Regions from separate parts of the Mus musculus genome. Here all the other regions are linked to region 1. Evidence: chromatin loops called from intact Hi-C (ENCODE). Cell type or tissue: left cerebral cortex. All regions are shown on one strand.

Region 1 (8,000 bases):
AACACAGATTTCAGAACTCGCTGTGGCTGACCACTCACGCTCCCTAGGGAAACTGCATATTTAACCCGGTGGGCGTGGGAACAACAGAGCTCAACCCCAGCAATGAAAGCTGAGATGCATTAGGAGATATAGGAAACATAGGGGAAGGAGGTGGTGGTGGCTGGAAGGTGGGAGAAATGGGGGAAACAGAGGCAAATGGCCTGGGGAAGGGCACCAGGTAGGCAGACGGGGACAAATGACCGCAAGACCCACATGGTCTTAGTGACAAGGCTACCAGTGGGCACACAAAGCCACCATTATTAACAAAGGGAAGCATTACGTTCCCACCTTGCTCTGAACAACTGAATGGGGCTCAGGTTGGGTTTCAGCCTTTCACTTACCCCTTTAATAGCTGGACATATCTGTGCAGCATGGAACACAACTACCTTGGTTACCTGAAAGAAGTTGTGACCACAGAGGCAGAGCAGGGACAGGATAGGGGGGCTTACCTGAAGGAGGGACTTCAGCAACATGATCTGGGTCAGCCGGTTCCTATTCTCCCTGTAGGCCAGAGACATGGTCTCAGCAGGATGGCAATAGAGTGCTCGGCTGCACCCCCCACTCCTGAGTGTTCTCACCAGGAGGCTTGTTGGTGGACCCATGATTTCCCTAACTGGGGGGGGGGGGGGAGGCTGAAAAATTGCCACGGGACCTATGACCCCTCTGTTTTTGAGCCAAGAGAAGAAAGCAGAGCCACAGAAGTCAGGGTGAAAACCAGGAGCCAGAGAGGGTGGGCTGGGAAGAAGCAGTGGACTGACCCCGTCCGTCCGGTCTCTACGGGGTGATGCACAGAAGGCAGCGGGACTTTGCTCATGATGAAGAGGATCACCTCTGAGCGCTGGTAGGTCGGCAGTGTGCTGGCAAAGGAGCCTGTGAGGAGAGGAGGGAGCGTGAGAGGTCCCCTGGGCTCAGCAGCAGCTGAATGGAGAGAGTGAGGCTCCCTAGTGCCCAGGGCTGGGGCAGCCCAGAGAGATCTGCCTAGGCAGGCTGCTTTGACCCTGTCTCCCGAGGAGGGAGCAAGAGGGACTCCAGAGGGCCCTTCCAGATGCCAGCTCTTCCCTTGTTACTGTCATCTGGGCTTCTTCCTGGGGGATAGGGCAGCTCAGTGGTTTCACGGCTGATGAGACCATGGCATAGGCACAAGGACCTCTGAGAGGGAGGAGACCCTGTTCCATGTTTCTCCACATCCAGGGCACAAACAGTCTCCGTTGCTTCCTTCCTGTCTTTTTTTTTTTTTTTTTTTTTTTATGCCTTAGTCCCACCTCCCCTACTGCGGGCCCACCTGGAAGCACTAGGCATGCCTAATGAGGATGGAGACACAGGAAGTCTGCCTTTGCAGGAGAGCCAGGCTGAGAAACCCAGACTGATCTGGTGTCTTTGCCCAGATCATTATGTGTCATTAGCTGGCTGCCATTTCCCCCAGTGTCCCTAAATAACACAGTGCTAGGTAATCATACAGCAGATGCTATGGCGGAGGCCTGGTTCTCCCACAAGGATCATCTCTCTCTAGTCCTGGTTCCACCTCATCCTCCCAAGATTCCTTGCTCTTCTAACTCCTTTTCCTAGGCCCCAGCTAACTCCTCCTCTAGAGCTCTTCCCCTCTCCAAGCTTTGCCAGGGTCTCTCCTTTCAGTACAGCCCTAGTCTTAACCCTTAGGCCCTGCCTGTCTCAGGCCAGAGAACTAGGTCTCTGGCAACCTCTCCCCACAGCCTCATTCCTCTTCAAATCTTATCAGGTCCCTCCCTTCTCCAAGCCTCACTGGGTCCTTCCCTTTACTAAGTTCCTTCCCCAGACTCCGCCCCTTTCCAAGCCTCGCCCAGATCTATCTCCACTACCACGTCCTAGGCCCCGTTTCACAGGCTCTGCCTCCTTAGCCCCGCCTCCAGATCGTTGACAACTCCTCCCCTGGAGTCGATCCCTCAAGCCTCAATGGCCCCTCCCAGACCCACCCATTTCCCCACCGATAGTTTTGATGACGGCCTCCTGGAACATGCACTCCTCATGCTCCTTGATGATCTTGGAGCCCAGGCTCACAGCGCCGTCGTAGCTCCCAGTTAGCGCGTAGTCGATGCTGAGCCGCAGCTGCCGCAGCAGGGTGTTGAACATCTCCAGTACCGTGGGCCCTGGGCGCCAAGGGGGAGGGACCCACAAATCATGACAGGAATCCCTCCTGCTCTCCCGTAAGCCCAGGCCCGCGCAGCCAATCGGCTCTAAATCTAACGCCTGCACACACCCCCCCACCCCACGCCCCTTGCCTTTTGCTCCGGACCCCCTTACCGACAGAGCCCGTGGCAGCGATAATTGCAGCTTCCGATAGGACTTCCACGATGCCGGCGCGCACAGTCGCCGCGCTGCGGCTGTTGGCGTCCAGGTGGCTCAGGAGCTGCTGGATAACCAGGTGGGAGTGCTGCGGCTGTGGAGGAGGAAGACGTGCTGGTCCCCAAACAACAACACCCCCCCCCCTGCCCCCCGGCCCGGTAGCCCTCTGCTGGAACCCAGAGGCTCAGGGTGAACCAAAATGACATCCCACAGCCAGTGGGCACTGCAGGTGGCACCCAGACCTCGCTCTCTTTCTTGCAGCACCCCACCCCAACCCCCACAAAAACGGAGCCAAATCCCAGGGAATCTGTGTTTGCACATTTTCCCTGAATTCCTTTACTTCAAAGGCGGCCAGCAATCTATTTCAAAATATTGTCTTTCATTTCTCCCTGTCCCCAGGTTTTACTGGCAAGGCCCATGAGAGGCCACGTGGTTCATCTCAGTGCAGCTCAAAGTGTGGCTGGGAGCCAGCCCAGTGCCAATTCAAGATCTGTCTGATAACACTGCTGCTAAGATGTGGGCCAGAAGGAAAGTACACCCGCAGTAACGGGGGCGCTCAGGGAATGCAGGTGGCTTGTCTTCTTTGAGATTTAATTTTCTCTAGGAATTATTTTCCATTGTATTTCATAAAAATAAAATAAATGTTGGCCTAGGATATAGGAAACATTAAACAGAGAACTCCTTGCAATTCCTTCCCAGCCGGATGATACAGCATGATCTGTGGCAGCTGGGGGTCTCTGGGGGGGGGGGGGGGAGTCAGAGGACACCTGGCTTTCTGCTTTGTGCATTGTCCAGCACCAGGAAGTGCCCTTGTGCCCAAGCTTGAACAGGGACAAACCATACCTGAATTGAGTACATGATGATTTTAAAGCAACGGGTGGCAAACACTTTGGGTTCCCAAAGAGAGTGGTTATCCAGGTGGCTGTGAGGAGAAAACATGGGGGAAGGAGGGTGACTAGGAAACTCAGAGGGAGGGAGGGAGGGAGGGAGGGAGGGAGGGAGGGAGGGAGGGAGGGAGGGAGGGAGTAGAGATGAACTTGGAGGGACAGCGACACTTCCAGAGATCCCCTGGCAGTTTCCTATCAAGGAAGGGCTTACAGTACAGGCTCTATAGCTTGACACAAAAAGCACCTTTGTTCAGTTTTTGCTACCCTCCTCTTAATCAGCACAAACCACAGGTGACCACTGCGTGGTAGTCTAGCTGTATGAACCAGCAAAGGATTGACTTGGCCGTAGCAAGTCTGCAAGGCCATCACCTCTATTTTCACCTGGGGAGATGGGGGAGGGCGGCTGGGACAGCCTGCAAGAAAAGCCTTGAAACCATCACCAGGGAGTAGAGCATTTCCTGGGTGGAGAGCAACACTCAACTCACATAAGAACGGGCTTGATGGCGTTCTTGATATTGCCGAAGGCCGCCCGGCCCAGGAGCTCCCTCAGGCACCTCTCAGCCAGTTCTGCTGGGTTCTCCTTTTCCTTCTCTGGTGCTTGGAGGGGCGAGGGAGACCGGCTGTGAATACAGAGCCAAGTGGATAAAGGATGGGGTTCAAAGCTGGGAGCTAGGACTGTATAGCCCTAGGTTTCTGCTCAGAACAAGCAGGAATTGGAAATAAGCTGCAGCAGGTCATAGAGTAGTCTTGACTGCCAGCGATTAACCAGGGTACGGGATCTGGCAGTAGAAGATTGGAGGAGACAACAGAGTTGTTTGTGGAGAAACACTTCAGGGTGGACTGGATTGTCTCTGGGAGGGTCTAGACATATCTAAAGGTTCAGGAAGAGGTGGGTGAGAACTGAAAAGAGGAAAGAGGCATATGGTGATTGGCTAGGGGGTGACTTAATGGTATGCAAATCTGAGTGAACCTCTAAACAGAACTCTTCTAAGAGCAAAGCAGATCGGTGAGCTGTTATATCAGAAATAGCCACCAGGGGGCACACTTACTTTCCTCTGCTAGTTTAACTGCCCAGACCCAACTAAGTGCAATTTTACTGAGCATCTAAGTCCAAAAGCAAGGTAGGACAGCAACAGGAACCTTTCTCCCTATCCCATTCTACCTGGGAAAGTAAGGGTCAGGGGACTGGATGAGTCTGATCTTTTTGAGGATCTAAGATTAAAATCCAGTGTCTGCAATTCTTGAGTAGCTGTGGCTGGTCAGTCATGTTTTAAGGTCTGAACTGGCATCATGAAGTGAGCTGGGGAAGTCCCAAGGGAAAGTCTTTAGCATTTAGAACCACAACAGGCATTTCAAGCCTCCTTAGCTGGCACAATCTGTCTCTCGTCCCCTTGTGTCCTGACCAGCTTACCTGTATACTCAGGCAGCCCTGAGCCATACCACTCTTGCTGTCTCATCTGAAGGGGCTCAGAGGCTGGCAGAAGACAGACCAAAGGATCCACTCATCGGGAAACAAGCCACAAAGCCAAGATTCCTGGCCTTGTAGCTGCCTTTACCTTCCTGTCCAAGCTAGGTGTGTTCCAGGAGCCTGGGTGTGAGGCAATGCTCTGACAGCTGAACCCCACTCCCACTCACCTCTCTGCCTCTTCCACGTGCTGCAGATTGAAAAGCAGCGACGGGACGATCTTGTCCATGTGCTGTGGGTCCCAGATGTTGGCCTGCAGCTCGTCATTCACTGTCTTCCTCACTACCCCTTGCAGGCCTTTGATGCCTGACATGCGGATCCTGTAAGGAAAAAGGCGGAGGCATGCCTGCACCCTGAGCATCTCTACAGCCAGGAGAGGAGCCCAGGTCAAGGTCTAGAGGCTTGAGTGCTCTCAGAGGCTCGGCGCCTGCTCCTCCTTGTGGGTTCCCAGTTGGTTGGGATACATTAATAAACAAGATTCTTGCCCTTGTGTACCTAGTGGGCGGAGACAGACGGGGACCAGAGACATAAGAGAGGACAGCCAGGCAGGCATCATGGACGGGAGCAGAGAGCAAAGCCACGGCAGAGGCGAGCTATGAGATCCATGGACTGCATGAAAGTTCTGGGGGCAGGACTGTCCTCTGTGTCCTTGGAGGCAGAGTGAGTAGGAGGACCCAGAGAATGGAGTGAGGGAGAGCCACTGTGAGGACATGGGCTGTGTTGATGGGTGTAGATATTGGGAGCAGGTTCTGAGGTGTCCAAATGCACGTTTTAAACCAAGGAGTGTGTGGCGGGTTTGCGTGTTCACGCACACTTGCGGGTTTTGTTTCTGGCTTCAAGTTCAATCAGGAGTATATTATTCTTTGCCCTGTTTTCTGCCCCACCCCACCCCAGTTTTTCTTTCAGAATCATCTGCTGGGAGCCCCTTCTGATTGACAGCCACCCACTCTGGCAGCAGCAGACCGGAAGAAGAGTCTACAGATTGACCATCCAGTGCTGAAGCCCTTCAGCGCCCCTTGGTGAGTCTCCTGGGAGCGCCACAGGCCCCTGGACTCCTGGTACTCACTTAGTCTTGATTTCCAGGTCATCGTGGCTTGAGTGGCACATTTCACTGAATCGGGACACAAAGAAGTCATAGCTTCGATGATAGGAGGGGGTGTCCTCTTCAATGTTGGCGAACTTCACAAACTGTCGGGCAGAGGGAGAGAATGTGCGTGAGAGGCCGTCGTGCTGCCCCTTGGTTCTGAGTGTCCCAAGCACTTGATTCAAAAAAGCCACAGGTCCATGTCTCTAGGGAGCAGCCGGAACTTGCTGGGACTTGAAGGGGACCTGGGTCAAAGCACAGAGTACCCCCTTGACTGAGCTGTGAAACAGGAAAGCAAATCTGAACATTTGGCTTCAAAACTGGAATCACACCTTACAGTTGGAGTTTTGAGTGTTTAAAGTTCGGCATTTTGGTAGTCTCCCTCCCTGTCCATCTCTTTCTCTTCGAGACAGGGTTTCATGGGGCAGATGTTGACAATGAACTTGGTCCTCCTCCCCTTACCTCCCAGTTGCTAGGATTACAGGTGTTTGTCTCCATGCCTGGTTTTAGGCCTCATCTTTAGCAGCATTCTCAGCTGCAGACTGTACTGAGCTGTGCGTTTTCAGCTTTAAAGAGGGAATTGATTTCAATCAAGTCTCCCAGACAAGCAAGCATCACCTACAAAATGGACTGCTAAAAACTAACACAATTTATTTCGTCTGATGATATAAATGCTAGCATCCCCAAACAATTCTACAAGGAGATTAAACTGATAAACTGGAGATATAGCTCAGAGGCGAGAGTGCTTACTTAGCATGCATAAGCCCTGGGCTCCACCTCCAGAGCTGGATAAACCGAGTGTGGCAGCCCAGGGCTGTAATCCCAGCACTTAGGAGGTGGAGGCAGGAGGATCAGAAGTCTGTAGAGTAAGTTTGAGACTACATAAGACCCCACCTCAAAATGAGGGCTTAGATTTACAATACATTTTATATTTCCTAAATATTGGTTGGTTTAAAAAAATATACACATTCAAGTCAGGCAATGGTGGCGCACACCTTTAATCCCAGTGCTCAGGAGACAGAGGCAGGTGGATCTCTGAGTTCAAGGCCAGTCTGGTCTACACAGGACTACAAATAGAAAAACCCTGCCCCTCCTCAAAAAACAAACAAACAAAAAACAATCAAAACAAAACAACAAAAAAAAAAACTCCACAATCTTTCTCAAAGCATCTAGTTGATATACTTTCATCATATTTGGTATTAATTACCAATCTGTGTGAAAAGTTAACTTTACCCAAAGTGCAAATTAACAGCATCTTTTAATCTCTTTATGATAGTTTTAAATTTTTTACTAATTCTTAAGAATTTCATACATGCAAACAGTATTTTTATTTAGCCCCACCTTCTTCTCCGATTCTTCCCAGATCTGCCTTCCATCCCTCCTGCTCCATCCCAACATGTCCTCTTTGTTTTAAACCTCACTGAGATGGAATTGTGCCGCTCATACACTCATGGGTGTAGAGCCATCCACTGGAGCATGGTCAGCTTACCAGGGCCCACACCATTAAAAAACAAAGAGAGAAAGAAACAAGTCCCCAAACCTGACGCTCCCTCTCCTAGAAGCCACCAACTAACAACAGCTGTTTAGTGAGGGCTAGGGCTCTTTCAGCCTCCCCCTCCTCCCTGCTGGACTAGAAACAGGTTTGCTCTCCTGCAGGTCTTGGGTAGACAGCTGGAGTTGCTGGGAGTGGATGAGCCCTTCTGTCCTGTTTGTTCTGGTCCTCCCTGTCTATGTCTCTTACAATCTTTCTGCTCCCTCTTCTGAGGGGGTTCCTGAGCCTTGGTAGAAGAGGGGAGGATATCGACTCTCCGTTTGTGGTTGGGCACATCCTATTCTCCACTCTGGCAATTGTGAGTTTCCACCTTAACCACCAACTATACAGAGAAGCCTCTGCCAAGGACTGAGAGCTGCACTAATTTATGGGTGGGTCCTAGTCAGGGTTTCTATTCCTGCACAAACATCATGACCAAGAAGCAAGTTGGGGTGGAAAGGGTTTATTCAGCTTACACTTCCATTCTGCTATTCCTAAAGCAGTATGACTAAAGGAAGTCAGGACTGGAACTCAAGCAGGTCAGGAAGCAGGAGCTGATGCAGAGGCTATGTGGGAATGTTACTTACTGGCTTGCTTCCCCTGGCTTGCTCAGCCTGCTCTCTTATAGAACCTAAGACTACCAGCCCAGGGATGGCACCACCCACAAGGGGCCCT
Region 2 (8,000 bases), 57 kb before region 1:
AGCTGTGCACCTCCACTGCCCAGCTACCGTGCCCATTATTTAAGATAGAATCATGTGTAGTTTACAAATTCTCTCTGTAGCCAAGGGTGGCCATGAACTCCCAATTCTTCACCTACCTCCAGAATACTGGGATTACACACTTCCCTACTGCCCTGGTCACAGAATGCTTCTTTTGGCCAAAACAAAATGTATTTACAAAAGTATGGGTTTTTTCCTATGCCCTCCCTTGTTCCCTAATAAAGCCACGGAGACCTTTATATTTGTTAATAAGTTCCTTGCACGATAGCTGGGCGGTTACCGATCTCTTTTAAGCGGACTATGCAGCAATGGCCTACTTCCCAGTCACGTGGCCATTACCTGCCACCGTGGACCCCGGGTCCCAGTGGGAACTCCTCAGAGCCCAGCTGAAACCCTCTCCCTGGCTCTCTGGGCTCAGAAATCCTGCCTTTTCTTCTCCTGCCCAGCTAGATATAGGCTGACCAGCTCTATATTGACCAATCAGAAGATGATGGAGAACGTGTTTTAAAAAACGGAGTCAGGAAATTCTTCACAATAATGGCAACACCCAAGTCTGGACTGCAACCAGATCTCAGGTACAGAAATCAGCACTGGAATACATGGTGCACAGAAAACATCCCCCAACATGTATCTTTGTATTTATTCAAGCCTTTATATCTTTCAAGTTCACATCTTTCATCTAGAGAGGACTTATAGGATTCTCATTAACACATTTCTAAACAGCCCTTCTTGTGTTGGCAGTATGAATGCATTCTTCTCATCCAGTGTGCTTTCTAACTGTTTATTACAAGGGATCATTCTGAAAAATGCTTTAAGCAGGGTATCGTGTAGCCTAAGTTGGCTGTGGTTGCTATATTGAAGCTAGCCTTGAACTCTTGATCTTCCTGCTTCTGCCTCCTGAATTTCTAGGATTGCCTTACCAACTTGAATAACTAGACGTTGGCTCTCTTTGTGGGTTTTTCCTTCCACCCTTCACTCCTTTTCTTCCTTTTGACCTCTGAACACTAGATAGAAGAGACAACAGAACTGAGGGGAAAGGAGGAAACATTATCATTAGACTACTTCCTGTGAGTTTGATCTCTCAGATGTCAGGACATCTAATTTCTTCTTATTTCTTCTTTGCATGTGAGTTCTTAACAGCAACCAATAGCCCCCACCACGGGGGGCTCTAGCATTTATTATTTATTCTGAAAAGTCCTCAGAATTCCAAAGGCCACACAATCATAGTAACTATCTGCAGCTGGCAAATCCACGCCCTTGCTAGAGCACAAGGCAAATCATAGTCAGCTGCTGTGGATGACCTGAAGCAGCCCCACATCCCAGGCCTGGGAAATTCTCACCACAAGCTTCTAACAGGGAAGTGGTCCCTGGGTTAAGTCAGGCTCCTGGTACCTTCCTGTCTATCACTGTTCTAGCACAGCCGCTGCAGGTGGGTGTGGTTGAAAGGATTCTGGGTATCGGGTGCTTTGACGGACTCTGTTGCTGGAACTCTCTAGCATGGGGCAGAGGGCCTGGAGGCAGTAATGACCATCTTGAGCTCTCTCCTGCGGAGACCAAACATCCCTCCTTCTGCCTTCTTCTGATCTGAAGCAGCATCCACTTATCCGGGCTGTTTACTAGACAAATGGCTGAGGGCAGTCGCTCGGAGGCTGCCTGTGGCCATTAGCAATGATTTCCTGCCAAGTGTGTGACAATAGAGGTTGTGACACGGAGTGAAGATTTCAGGGCAGAAAAGCACAAGATGATTACACGCAGAAGAGAAAGAAGCTGCATTCGGAGTTTTATCTCCTCTATCACTAGCCAGCACCGGCAATGCGGTGGGTGCTCTGTAAATACTTGACTGGGAATGAAACACAGAGAAAACTCCAGGAGGATCAGGGGTATAAAAATGATCTGAACAGGGCCTGCTGTGGTGGGCAGATGTAAAGAGAGCCGGCTGTGATGTGTGGTGGTGCACACCTTTAATCCCAGTACTCTGGAGTCAGGGGCAGGTGTGTCTCTTGTGTGTTCAAGGCCAGCCTGGTCTACAGAGTAAGTTCCAGGACAGCCAGGGCTGTTACATGGAGAAACCCTGTCAGAAAAAGAAAAAGAGAGAAAGAGAAAGAGAGAGAGAGAGAGAGAGAGAGAGAGAGAGAGAGAGAGAGAGAGAGAGAGAGAGAGAAGAAGAAGAAGGAGGAGGAGGAGGAGGAGGAGGAGGAGGAGGAGGAGGAGGAGGAGGAGGAGAAGGAGAAAGAAAAAGAGAGAGATGCCTTCCACCTATCAAAGTACCAGTGTGATGGCTCAGAGGATCTCCATATCAGCATATGAGTCTGATGATCTAAGTTTGATCCCTGTCCCTGAGCCTCGTGTGCTGTTATCCCACAGAGTCTATCATCCAGCTCTTATAATGAGATGGGAGGTAGAGACTTGAAACTGTGGAAATTCATGTTCTCTAACCACACAAGCACAGTGGCACATTCGTGCCTGTGAGTGCTTGCCCTCAAACCTTCAAAAGATGATTTGATTTGTGTTGTTTTTAATTTGTGTGTGTGTGTGTGTTCAGAAGGTCACAAGAGGGTGTTAAATTCCTAGGAGATGGAGTTATAGGTACTCACCCATATGTGTGCTTGGAACGGAACACAGGTTCCGGAACCACAGGTTAGGAACGGAGCACTCTAACCACTGAACCACTTCCCCAGGCCCTGTGGTGTTTGTTTGTATGTTGGTATTTTTGAGACAGGGTCTCTCTATTATGTAGCTTCTGGAACTCGCTGTGTAGACCAGGCTGTCCTCAGACTCACAGAGATTCACCTACTTCTTCCTCCCAGGTTCTGGGATTCAAGGCATGCTGTACAATGTCCTGCTCTTGTTTGGAGACAGGGTCTTGCTATGTAGCCTTGTATGACCTGGAGCTCATGTATAGATTAGGCTGGCATCTAGCCTGCTGCAGACCTGCCTCTACCTCCCGAGTTCCGAGGATTGTGCACATCATGCTCAGATAATGTGATTTCTGTAATTATTATTCCCTTCCCCTTATTTCTTTAGGGACAGGATCTCATGTAGCCCAGGCTGTCCTTGAACTCACTATGTATCCTAGGCAAGCTATCTTGAACTCCTGGTTGTCCTGCCCCAGCTTCACTAGTGTTGGGATTAAAGTTGTGCATTCAGACATCTAGTTGACTTTTTTTTTCAAAGTCCCATATGTTATACCTTCTAAAATGTCTATATGGAAGCTAGGTCAAGTAGAGAGTTTTCTCCTTTTTGGCTAAATAGTCCTGAGGTGGCTCGGCCCCTAAGGTGGCCACCAGAGGGCAGAGTTGTTCTATTGTGGGGATATTGTAACCCACCTGACCAAGTTCCAAACAGAGCTTTGAAGTTCTGAGGAACCACCTGCATGGAGATCTTCATGGAGTGGGCCTGTTTCCCCTCACTCAATCACAACTCCCAGATTGAGGTCCCAAGTCCCAAGCTGTCTTTCTGCTTCTTGTGTGATGAGCACAGCCCATCACACACCTTCTCTGAACTCACCAATCTCTGAAAGCCCTGTTTAAGGCTTTACAGGAGACCTTGAGTGGGAAAGCCCTGCCTCTTCTTCTTCTTTTTTTTTTTTTTTGGGGGGGGGGGGGGGACAGGGTTTCTCTGTGTAGCCCTGGCTGTCCTGGAACTCACTTTGTAGACCAGGCTGGACTCGAACTCAAAAATCCACCTGCCTCTGCCTCCCAAGTGTTGGGATTAAAGGCATGTGCCACCACTGCCCGGCTGCCCTGCCTCTTCTTAACAAACTCAAGGCTTGAGAGCCTCTAGACTCTGTCTGCAGACAAGTTCATCATCTCCCCAGGAGGCCTCAAAGGCCCAATCTGAACCAACCTTGAGCAACAGTCCTTCCTGCCCTGAAGCTCATGGTGCTGTGTGTGTGTGTTGTCCATGGATGGATGAAGGATAAACAGATCTCGGGAGAGCTGTGATAAATACTATGAAGACAATAGAGGAGGCAAGGGGAGTGAGAGGGAAGGGCTGGGATTGATTGAAACTGGAATCTACCCATTTGGCTAGACTGACCAGTGATCTCCAGGAATCAGCTTGTCTCTGTCTCACCAGAGCGAGGGAATATGGGCACCTTCTATCTGCCACATACAGCTTTTCCATGGGTGCTGGGGGTCTAAATGCACACTTGCAAGCACTTGTAGTGAGAATTTGGCTTTCTTAAAAACCCAGTTATGGGGATAGAGAGATGGCTCAGCAGTTAAGAGCACCAGCTGCTCTTCCAGAGGTCCTGAGTTCAATTCCCAGCAACCACATGGTGGCTCACAACCATCTGTAATGGTTCTGATGCCCTCTTCTGGTGTGTCTGAAGAAAGCAACGGTGGTGTACTCATATGCATAAAATAAATACTCATATGCATAAAATAAATAAATATTTTAAAAAGTTATGTTATGTGAATATGTTTCTGTTTTAATCCCAGGTGTGGGATATGGGGCTGCTTCAGATCCTCCGCAGCAGCTGACTATGATTTGTCTCATGCTCTGGCAGGTGCATGATTCTGCCAGCTGAAGATAGTTTGCTTTTGAAATTCTGGGCACTCTTTTTTTTTTTTTTTTTTTTCCGAGACAGGGTTTCTCTGTATAGCCCTGGCTGTCCTGGAACTCACTTTGTAGACCAGGCTGGCCTCGAACTCAGAAATCTGCCTGCCTCTGCCCCCCACCCCCACCCCCACCCCCCCCGAGTGCTGAGATTAAAGGCGTGCGACACCATGCCTGGCTTATTCTGGGCACTCTTGAGAAGGTATAAAGATGCCAGAGCTCTGGACGTGATGGCAGCTGTCCCTCCCTTCGCTGCTTCTTCCTGTTGTGTTTGCTGCTTTAGCTCTCGGCTGTATTGCTGGTTGGAGTTATCCTGATGACACCAGTTGGATTTGCCTCTAGAAACTCAATGCCCCTAACCAGCAGGAAGTAGTATAAAGAGGTCTATGCCTCCTTCCCCTTCTAACCTTTTTTGCCTACCTAATGTTGGTGGGCTAGAAGGGATTGGTGAAGTGGTGCACGCCTTTAATCCCAGCACTTGGGAGGCAGAGACAGGAAGATTTCTGAGTTTGAGGCCAGCCTGGTCTACAGAGTAAGTTCCAGGACAGCCAGGGCTACACAGAGAAACCCTGTCTCCAAAACAAAACAAAACAAAACAAGAACCCAATAAAGTAGCCAAAAAGTATGGTTACAAGCATGTCTCTGAAGATGTCTCCAGCCCCTGCAAGTGCTATTTTATACAAAAGTCAGGGAAATCTGGTAAGATTAACTCTGACTAGACACCTCCAGGAAATTAACCAGACAAGACTAAAGCGAAGGCTGGAGTCCTGGCCACAACAATAAAGTGCTTGGCTAACATGTACCTAGAGCCTGGGCTAGATTCCCAGAACCCTAAGGAAATTCAAAGCTCCTTACAACAAACAACAGTGACACTGCTTGGGGGGGAAGCTAGGCCTGCGAAGGCCTGTGGTGGCAGAGCACACACATGAGCTATGTATCTGTGGGGCTGGCAATAAAGAACCTGCAGGGCTACAGGACTCCAGCAGTCTCTTTGCCTCTTGGTTCTTTTGCTCCGTGAGTTACTGTATGGATCACAAAGGTCGGGAGCCTGATCAGGAAGCTGCTGTAACTATTCACGTGAAAAAGGCTTTGACCCAGGAATCTTAGGAAGTGCTTGCTGGATTGGACTGAGCTGTTTGGTTCAAACCAGTAGAAATCAGAACCTCCTAGCCGCTTCTAGGGCATGAGGGAGAACCCTCCACTAGAAGCAAAAACTTGAACAGGAAAAGCCATCTGAATTCACAGAGAGTTCTGTTGTTTGTCAGGAACCATGGAGTTCAAAGCCAGAAATGCCCACAGGATGATGAATTCCAGATCAGCAGTGATGCCACTCATCTGAGGTCACTTGGCAGCAACTCCATGGATTCTAAAATGAAGGCTTGCTCTACTGATGCACACAACTGTGGCTGTTGTGCTTCTCCAGCCTCTTACACCAACTCTATTTCAATTGTGCCAGTGGTGGCATCCCCTGGGTGGCAGCAGAGGTCTGCTAGTGCTATGCCAGTCAGCAGTCCAGCTCTGCCACATACTCAACCCCAGACCCTACCTTGCTTCCCTGAGCCTCTGAGGCAGCTCTGGTTTCTCGGTACTTGGCAGGCGCCTTGGTCCTTTCACTCACCACTCAGATCAGAAGTCCGTGCTGGCTGAGTGCTGGTGCTTGCATGTGGTGCCTGTTGATATCCTAAGTGTCCATGTCCTGTGGCTCAGTGCTTCCCGTTGTAGGATGCAGCCTACAGCAGTGCATGATTCCTGCAGATTCATATGCAGGGATCACAATGCAGAACAGTAGGCTTATTTATGTGTGTGCCTGAAGGAGTTTATATACACCACGGGCAGGCGTGGGCCACCCGAGGGGCCCAGAGGCTGTTGGACCTGGAACTGGAGTTACAGATGGTTTTTAGCCACCTGACATGGGTGCTGGGAACTGAACCCAGGTCCTGTGCCTTAACCACTGAGTCATCTCTCTAACACTAAGCAATATGTTTTAAGGAAATCTATTTTTCTATATAGGGTTTCTCTGGCCATGTAGTCCTGGCTGTCCTGGAACTTGCTCTGTAAACCAGGCTGGCCCCAAACTCAGAGATGTGCTTGCCCTTGCTTCCTGAGTGCTGGAATTGAAGGTGTGAGCCACCATTGCCTGGCTACCTATAGAAAAATCTTGAAGAAGAGGAAGAGGAAGAGGAGGAAGAGGAGCAAGGACAACAAGAACAGCATCTAGTGTGGTGATGGCTGCACACATCTTTAGCCCTAACTTTTAGAAGGCAGGGGCAGGGGCAGGGGCAGGGGCAGGGGCAGGGGCAGGGGCAGGGGCAGGGGCAGGGGCAGGGGCGGGATGGATTTCTGTGATTTTTGAGGCCAGCCTAGTTTACATAGTAACTTTTAGGTTAGCCAGGGCTACATAGTAAGATGGTGTCTCCACAAAAGAGGAGAAGGAGATAAGGGAGCTGATGAGAGGGCTCAGCAGTTAGGAGTGAGCATTGTGGGTGCAGAGGACCTGAGTTCAGTTCTCAGCTCCAGATCAGGTGGCTCTCAACTGCCTACAATTCCTGCTCCTGGACATGTGACTTCTGGTCTCTGAGGGCAATGACTCTCAGGCACATTCTGTCTGGCACACATAATTAAGAGTAAATTTTAAAATGTTTAAAACTCTTCAGAGGGAAAAGTAAAGCCCGGCGTTGGCACGTGAGCTGCGTCAGTGCCCGGCCTGGCGTTGGCACGTGAGCTGCGTCAGTGCCCGGCCTGGCGTTGGCACGTGAGCTGCGTCAGTGCGGGACCTGGCGTTGGCACGTGAGCTGCGTCAGTGCGGGACCTGGCGTTGGCACGTGAGCTGCGTCAGTGCGGGACCTGGCGTTGGCACGTGAGCTGCGTCAGTGCGGGACCTGGCGTTGGCACGTGAGCTGCGTCAGTGCGGGACCTGGCGTTGGCACGTGAGCTGCGTCAGTGCGGGACCTGGCGTTGGCACGTGAGCTGCGTCAGTGCGGGACCTGGCGTTGGCACGTGAGCTGCGTCAGTGCCGGGCCTGGCGTTGGCATGTGAGCTGCGTCAGTGCTGGGCTTAAACCCAAGAGAAGCAATTAACATTCACACAGGAAACTCAGCACTAATGCTCAGAGCAGTACTGCTCATGACAGCTAAGTGAGGAACAGCTCAGATACATGAATAAGATAGGCCATGCAGTGAAGTTTTATTCAGATACAAAAAAGAATGGGGTGGGTGGGGGTGTAGCTCCATTGGTAGGGTGCGTGCCGAGCGTGCGCCAAACCCTGGGTTCATATCCAGTACAGTGTAAACAGTCATGGTGGGACAGGCATGCAATCCTAGCATTTGGGAGATGAAGACAGGAGGGTCGCAGCTTCAAGGCTAACTTTGGTTCCTTAAGGAGTTCAAGGTCAGCCTGAACTGAATGAGAATCTGTCTCAAAAA
Region 3 (8,000 bases), 55 kb after region 1:
AGATTTCTGCAAAGGTGAGTCTTTGTACCTCAAGGAGAGTCATCCTGGCCCTGCAATACCTCTGCTCCAATTATAACAGTTGTGCAGAATATATTGGATGCACTGAGCCCAATTTCAAAAGCTGGACACCACTGCTCTCTCTACAGGGAACATTCTCCATCACTAAGTAGGGAGGGAACATAAGCTGAGGACACAGAGGAATTAGGCAGGGCAGCTTTGGCTTCAGTGGGGCCAGCAAGCCCAGACCACACTGTGGTGGGGAAATCCTCTCTAGTCTGTCTCTTTATGCTTCCTGGCCAGCTGCCCTCAGTCTCTGGAGGCACCCTTCTCAGGAAATTCGATCTGGCCTCAGTGGGGAAGTGGGACACTCTCACGCCTCTGACCTTGGCGAGAGGAATAGGTTAAATCTTTAATATCTATCTATCTATCTATCTATCTATCTATCTATCTATCTATCTATCTATCTATCTATCTATTTGATGTATGTGAGTATACTGTCACTGTCTTCAGACACACCAAAACAGGGTATTGGATCCCCATTTCAGATGGTTGTGAGCCACCATATGGTTGCTAGGAATTGAACTCAGGACCTCTGGAAGAGCAGTCAGTGCTCTTAACCGCTGAGCCATCTCTCTCCAGCCCAAGTTAAATCTTAATTCTATAATCCCGACCAAAAACTAGTGGGATCAACCTTTGTAGAAAACTTGTCTGGTGACTGTCCCTCTCCAGGACAAAGTACTTTTCATCATGACTCTTGTCACTCCATGTTTAGAGATATAATCAAGACTATATGGCAGAGAATGGCAGCACACACCTTTGGTCCCCGAGGGAGGCAGAGGCAGGCAGATCTCTGAGCTGAAGGCCAGCCTGGTCTACAGAGAGTTTCAGGACAGCCAGGGCTACACACAAAAGTCCTGTCTTAGAATAACAAACAAAGAAACAAACAGAGTATAGGAAGTAATCTGTGACCCTTTGGGAGCCATTTAAGAACGTGATCATGGTTTAGAGCTTAGTGAATGATAGTACAGCTTGGATGGGTCAGAGAACAGCTCAAGCTGGTGTGGATTTTCACACGCTTGAAGCCCACCACTCCAGAGGCAAAGGCGGGAGTAGGGAGTATGAAGAAGCATTCAAGGCTAACTTGGGATGTAGTATGACCCTTGTCTCAAGAAGAGAAGAAGAGGAAGAGGAGATCTGTTTAGTGGGTCATAGCCAGGTCAAGGTAGTATGCCTGTTTGGGCTGTGGTGAGAGGAGATGCAAACAGGCAGATAGGAGAAGCTCCCCAAGGGCCGAGATGGCCAGGCTCTTCTGTGCACTGCTGTACAAGCCTAGAGCCTCTTAGGAAGCTCCTGACCCCATTGCTTGGCTTTTGAAGGGAACAGCAGACCCGGGAGGTGGGTGGGTGTCTCACCATTTTATAGAGAAATAGAACTCAGAGACATGAGCCCACTTGTCTAAGGCCGTAAAGCTGTGAAGGGCTCTTGAGTTGGGACCCACGGACCCCACCCAGGTCTAGGATCCCACTGTGCCCTCCGAGAAAGACAAAGGGCCTTTGGTCTCCTATCAGACAAAGGCAGCAGATAGACTGAGCCAAGCCAGATAACTGAGTTATCGAGGACAAAGGTAATGTAGAGACTGACAAGAAGAAAAATGAAGACCTATGTGGAGCTGGCAAGGGTTGAGGGCACAGTGGCACAGTTCAAGGATCTGAGTTTATAAGATTGCATCACGGAGGTTGGTGATCAAAGGTCACCTTTATCTCCAGCTCTTAGGCGGCTTCTGGCTCTATGTGTCCTTACTATGCATCAGTCATAAAATGCCTGCTGGCATCTAATGATACACATTCTCCTGAGAAAGCTGGGGAAGGGAGATTGGGGGGGGGGGGCGGCACTGTGTCACCTTGTCTTAGTCTACCAGTCACCCTGGACGGGTCACTTAGAAAATTAGGTGAAAGAAGAACAATCTGTAGGAAGTCCATAACGCCACCTTTTCTCTTTTCTTTTTGTAGAAATCCCCTCCCTATGTAGATAGCCTCTCCCCATGCGGCGGTAGCTAACCTGTAAGTCACTATGTAGCCCAGGCTATTCTCTTCTCCCATCCCTTTTCATCATCTAGGGAAGAGAATGCTAACGGTTCTGTAGCCCCTTACTCTTCACTAAGGCAAGACCACACTGAAAGGCAGGCAGGCAGGCAGGCGAGGCCCCCCTGGAGAGCAGAGACAACTCCAGAGACCAGTCTCTGCAAGGGGCCAGCTCCCACCCAGCACTAAATGTGCTTTTCCCCCGTGCTGGAGCCAACTCCCCAGAGGATCCTCCATCACGGCCTTTCTATGGATCATTTAGGATTAGTTCCTGCTCTGTTTGCATCTGGGGAAATAAAAACATTATTAAAGAGAATTGGAATTTTGTGGTGCATCTGAAAATAGCCCCCAGTCAGGCTGACTTCCACATCCTTCTCTTTTAGCCAGCTCTTCCAACAGGAGCACACCAAGAACCCCCCTCCCCTAATTCTCAGACCCCCTAAGTAAGTTACCACATTAGCTACTAGATGTAATATGGTGGCCTGGGGCTGCTAATTCCCGCCCATACTGATGGGCCTGTCCTAACTCCTTCCCGGCTGCAGGTGCCCCTGCAGTCACATGCTTCTGTCAAATGATCTGCAGCTTCAGCCTGCTCCCTCTGCAGAAAGGGGGTGGGGGGGGGGGCACAGACAGAATAAAAGAGGTCTATGGCTCTTTCTACCTCCCAACAGGCAAAGCCCAAGTCCAGTCACCTTTCAGAGTCCCCACTGGTTATGGGTCCAGCCGCTGAGGACATCTCCCCTCCCCCCATTTGCTCCACCCAAGAGAATTAATGCTAGCTGAGAGGACCTGCTGACACCTCTATAAGAATCATAGTGTGGCTGTGTAACCAACTGACCTGGGAAGGAGATGCAAGGCAAAAAGTTAAGTCTTTGTCTTCTAAATAGGGGGCTCACCAACTGCTGACTCTTTTCAGCATGCTCTCTGTGCTAACAAACTTTGTGACTCATGGTCTGTTCGCAGAGGCAGCCAGCAGCCTTAGAAATGGGTTAAATTGGGAACATGCACTTCTAGATCACTCACTCCTCAGGTGCAGCCCGAGCCCCTACCCTGCAGTAGGAGACGGAGAACAGGGCTCCAATTCTTCTGCTGGCCTCAGAATAACTACCAGAGACCTGGGCTCTAGTAAACTGTGTCCACAGGAATACACGCACACATGTACCCTTGGTAGAGAGCCGATTCCTAGACTAGTCCACTCTTATGATCTGCAAAGTGGGACCCCAGGAGCGCTTTCCTCATCCACGCTGCCTGTAGAACCCGAGAAATTCTTGACAAATGAGCAAGCAGAGCCTTGAACCGTGAGGGTCTTGGAGCTGCCACACATTCGTGGGGGCGGTGGCTGCGTAATTGGGAGAAACCCTCGAAGCAGCATCTCTCCCCATCAGCCCTCCATAGGGCCAATCTGGAAGTTGGGAAGCCTGAATACCATTAGCAGCAGTGTTAGGTAGAGGCCAAGTCCACCCAGCTCAGAGAGATGAACCTCCAGCGCCGGCTCGCTCGCCAGCTCCTGCACTGCCGGCGCCGCCTCCCACATCCAAGGAGCCTGGCAGCAGACTGGCAGTGAGCAGCTCTCCCCTACCCTGGACCACTTTCGCGCATCAAACTCCCAAGCACAAGCCTCTTTGTTAATTCTGCAAATACTGTCACCCGATCACCTCCACCAACACTGTCGGCTCAGCTCCGAAGATACTCGCTTTTTCCAAAGCCGGGTGCCTCTCAGCCATCAGAGTCCCTACCTGGCGACGGACCACCGCCCCTAGCGCCTGCACACGCCTGCCCGAGGGATCTCAGGGGACCAGAGAGTCCCCCGGCCTAAGGCATCTTTGTCCTCTCGGCACAGACGTACGCACAGGCGACTGAACCAGCCTAGCCTGGCACCAAGTCGGCATTCTCGCTTTTGCGACGGGGGCCACTCCGGGGGACAAAGGTCCGTGTCTGGAAGTTTGCGGGCCCGAGCCGGGGCGCCAAGCCCTCCTTACCGTACATCTCCGCGGGGAGCGCGCCTCTGGGGAGGCCGGCGTAGCCGCGTCGCTGGCTGCTAGTCCTGGCCGCTCCTGCCTTTCATTCACAGCCCGGCGGGCTCAGGCGGCTGCGGGCGGAGACCGGGGCGCGGCGGGAGCAGCCGATGGGGGGCCGGCGGCGGGCGGGACAGAGCGGGACGCCACCCGCCCATTCAGCGACGAGGTTGGCTGCCGCCTCCTGCTCTGGTCCGCAAGCTAGGCGGCGCGCAGGGGGCGGAGCTGTGTTCTGCCACGCCCCGCCCCCTTGGCCACTGGCGGGCTGCCTCAAGAGCCCCGCCTCCATCCCGGACCCTCTCCTTTCCTCAGTATGGGGCGAGCCTTTTTACCTACCTGACGCCCCAGGAAGCCCAGGTTCTTCGTTCACTCAGTAGATCATCCATCCGAATTCCAGCTCCTGGCTCAGCTCTTACGCGGGTCGCTGACGTGTCCTTCAAACTGATGACACACACACACACACACACACACACACACACACACACACACACACACACACACACACACACCCCACACCAGGTCAGCCGGGCGCTGGAAGCTGCAGGTGTGCTCTATTCAGTCTGCTCAAACGAACCGGCTTAGGGAACCTAAGGAGCAGAAATTGAGGCATAACCCTATTCTTTCTGCGGGCCCCAAACTCTGTTTGCTACCTGGGTCAGGTATTCAGGAAATACAGCACACTCCCAACCTCCAAGGCTGCAGGAAGTCCGCTTGGTTTTTCCTCTCCAGATTTGTGTAATCTGCAAGCTTTGCAGCCAGCATCCCCTCCACAAAGGGACTTAAACCCCAGGCCAACGCCCCAGCCCTGGATATCTCTGCCTTCTGTTTCTCTGGCTTTTCTATTTCTATTTCTTAATTTCTCCTCTTGCCTCTTGCTGGAGGCTTTCTGTTTTCTTCCCGACCGTAAAAATTAGAGAAGGGCCTGAATGCAATGACCTTCGTTTTGTTTGTTTGTTTGTTTGTTTGTTTTGTTTTGTTTCGTCTTGTTTTTTGAGACAGGGTTTCTCTGTCGGCGCCTCTTTGAGCCTTGCTTCGTGTTGAGAAATTTCATGAACCTACAGTACATAGTGGGCACCACATATTGTTTTCTTTTTCTTTTTTTCTCCCCCAAAGCAAAGATCAAACCAGAGAGATCCAGTCCTTGGATTTGGAGACGGTGCTCAAGACAGTGCTCACTGCACCCCAAACCAGCATTTTCTATTTTTCTTTGGCTTCATTTCCCCAGACACATCCACCAACCCACCTGCACCTCTCCTAATCTGATGCTTCCTGTTGCCTTGATAAACAGAATGACCAAAAAAACACTTGGTTAAGAAAGGGTTTATGTCATATTAAACTTTACAGTCCATCACTGGGGGAAGTTGTCCTGGTTTGAACGGATTGTAGTGGAATATGAAGAGTCCCTGTAGGCTCTTATATTTGAATGCTGGTCCCTCATTGGTAGAACTGTTTGGGGGAGGATTAGGAAGTGTGTTCTTGTTGGGGGTGTGTGTGTCAATGGTCAATGGAGATGGCCTTCGAAGTTTCAAAAGCCCACACTAGTCCAGCGCTCTCTCTCTCTCTCTCTCTCTTTCTCTCTCTCTCTCTCTCTCTCTCTTTCTCTCTCTCTCTCCCTCATGCTTGTTGACCAGATGTAAGCTCTGATCCACAGCCATGCCTGCCTGCCTGCCTGCCTGCTGTGCTCTCCACCATGATGGCTGTGGACTCTACCCTCTGGAAATGTGCGCCCTGAACTGAATTGTTTCTTGTATAACCTGTCTTGGCTATGGAGACAGGATATTGGGATCAGCAATAAAAAAGGAACTAAGACAGGATTCTTCCCTAAAGTTACATGGCCAGTAAGCAATTTCTGGAGTGATGTAGCTGCCTGCGTGCTGCACCAGGGCACCAGCGGTGCAGCTTTTAGTTAGTCCCCTTGCTGGGTGGGCTTTCCAGTGGCAAAACTGCCTAGTTCCTTGTGCTCCTGTACGTGACCCCAACAAACTCCTCGGCCCATCAAGATAGACTTGGGTTGGATTATTTCTTTGGTCTGTTGATATCTTTTCTATCTGGGTTTAATAGAAATAAGCTCTCAGAAAAAAATAACACAACAGAGACAGTGTAAAATCAAAGGGCTGGATTCAAGAGTCCTATCCTCTAGAGCAGGTGACTGCGAGGACAGAGGAAAGGAAAAAAATCAGCTCCTTAGGGGGAACTCTAGGATGGTGGAAAGTCAGAATTGGGATTAGTACCTTAAACAGGTTCCTCTTTGCTTGCAGAAATCCCAAGTAAGGAAGAAGATAAAGAGAAAGAATCGGCATTTACTGAATGGCTCCATTGCAATGGGTCCGTGCCAGGCCCTCACAGATCTCAGTATAGGTCGCCTGTGGCTTACGATGGCCAGTCTTTACATTGTGTGAAGGTAATATACTTTCAGTAGAAACTGTACTTGAAATTTTTATCTTTTCTCGGCCTAGAAATATATAGCACTGTATGCTTTCTTGCTACTGGGTAGCATCAATGAGCCACTTGCTCTGTCAGCCCTTGGCTCACCAGGGGAGGCAAGCAGTAGCTACATTGCACTGCGTTCTAAGTTTTGATGTAGGTTGGCAGAGGTAAGTAAACTTTCTACTCACACTATTTTCTTCACGGTGTACACATGCATGTGTGTTTGTTTGTTTGTTTGTATGTGCATTTGTATGTGTGTATGTATGGGTGTATGTATGCGTGTGTGTGCATATGTGTGTGAGCACCAGAGGCTGATGTCATGTTTCTTTTTCTATTTCTCTTGGTTTTATTCATTGAGCCAGGGTGTCTCACTCGATCCCAGAATTTAAGCAGCCAGCTTACTCCAGGGACCCCTGGGATCCTCTTCTCAGGAGCTGGTATTCCAGGTGAGCTGCCATTTCCACCCAGGGTTTACAAGGGTGCTATGAAGCCAAACTCTAGTCCCCACACCGGTGCAGCAAGTGCTTGGCCAGCTGAACCACATCCCCAGCAGCTCCTACAACGATTTTATCAGGAACACCATTGTTGGCAAGGAGTGCTCTTTCTAGCTTATAGTAAGATCGAGGTGCAGCAAGGTGGTTCAAACTAGGATGCAGCTTAGCAGTGCACACTGATACATGACTGCACTGTAAGTGGGGCGGTTCTTCCTTGCAGGTTGAATAGGCTGCTCACCTCTCTCCTTTACCTGCATTAACTCTCCAGTGCCTTATTGCTTGAGTGAGCATACCACCACAAGTGGGCCCTTTCATATGCACTCTGTCCTAGGACTGCCAGTTCTGGCTCCCTGCGGTGTTGGCTGGAGGCTAGTTGCCTCTTAAGAGTTGTTTGCCCAGGCCAAAGACAAGATTATTATTCTTTAGGCACACTGCACCTTGCTCCATGTGCTTTCTCTGTAACTGTGCTCTTTGCTTCAATAGCTCCCTCTGCCAGAACTTCGGTATGAACCAGGCTTTCTCTGTGTTGCACAGAAGGAAGACTTAGACATAGAAGGCAAGCTACAGCCATCGTGCATAGCCCAGGAACCTCCCCCTCACATCTAGGGCATTAGCATCCATGCACTGTCCCCAAGGACCGTCCTCCAGCCTTCTGACAGCTTCACCAGGCCCCATCACTCCTCTTTGTCCACCCAAAGCTTTTAATCTCTCTATGAGCTGCAGTTCTCAGCCCTGCGCTTGCTCCAGGCACCAACAGTGACCAGCTTTAAAGAACTATCTTCCAGGTGAAGGGAAGAGAGAAGGAAATGACAGCCCCAGGGGATGCAGCTTCAGGCAGAAAAAAATCCTGAGACCTAAAGCAAGGCCCAGAAAGACACAGAAGGGAGAATGTGCTTGGAAGGGTTTGCCGTGCAGCTGTTATCTGTGAGGCTGAAAATAGAATTCAAGAGTCCTGACGCCAGGCTGGATGTCTTGAACCCTGG

The links. Hi-C counts contacts between places; a loop is a spot of excess contacts. Peaks named below come from ENCODE experiments on the same cell type or tissue, not always from the same donor. Only the 100,000 strongest peaks of a DNase experiment are listed, where the experiment ranks them.
Region 2: it touches region 1 in a loop (2.6-fold over the local background); 11 of 42 quality-filtered maps call a loop at or near these places.
Region 3: a loop joins it to region 1, with 7 times the contacts of the local background. A loop is called at or near these places in 14 of 42 quality-filtered maps.

What each region holds. Positions count from the first base shown.
Region 1 is chr12:3,979,654-3,987,653 of GRCm38, forward strand. Efr3b (EFR3 homolog B) reads right to left here. Exons shown (of 23, transcript NM_001082483.1): 5 at 5,777-5,898; 6 at 4,881-5,030; 7 at 3,731-3,865; 8 at 3,202-3,280; 9 at 2,317-2,452; 10 at 2,001-2,162; 11 at 798-909; 12 at 489-540. Among named protein-coding and RNA genes, the nearest start is that of Pomc, 29 kb to the left of the region's middle. In left cerebral cortex, a CTCF peak has its summit at 4,274 (motif pointing right); DNase peaks (open chromatin) are centred at 1,548, 1,932, 2,125, 2,802 and 2 more places; H3K4me3 peaks cover 970 bases; H3K27ac peaks cover 2,648 bases.
Region 2 is chr12:3,923,003-3,931,002 of GRCm38, forward strand. No RefSeq gene overlaps it. Among named protein-coding and RNA genes, the nearest start is that of Pomc, 28 kb to the right of the region's middle. In left cerebral cortex, CTCF peaks have their summits at 3,295 (motif pointing right) and 6,038; DNase peaks (open chromatin) are centred at 3,322, 6,057, 7,285 and 7,646; H3K4me3 peaks cover 233 bases; H3K27ac peaks cover 792 bases.
Region 3 is chr12:4,034,644-4,042,643 of GRCm38, forward strand. It overlaps Efr3b (EFR3 homolog B), which reads right to left and starts at 4,272. Exons shown (of 23, transcript NM_001082483.1): 1 at 4,061-4,272. The coding sequence starts at 4,067. In left cerebral cortex, a CTCF peak has its summit at 4,291; DNase peaks (open chromatin) are centred at 3,113, 3,614, 4,262 and 7,535; H3K4me3 peaks cover 3,032 bases; H3K27ac peaks cover 3,409 bases.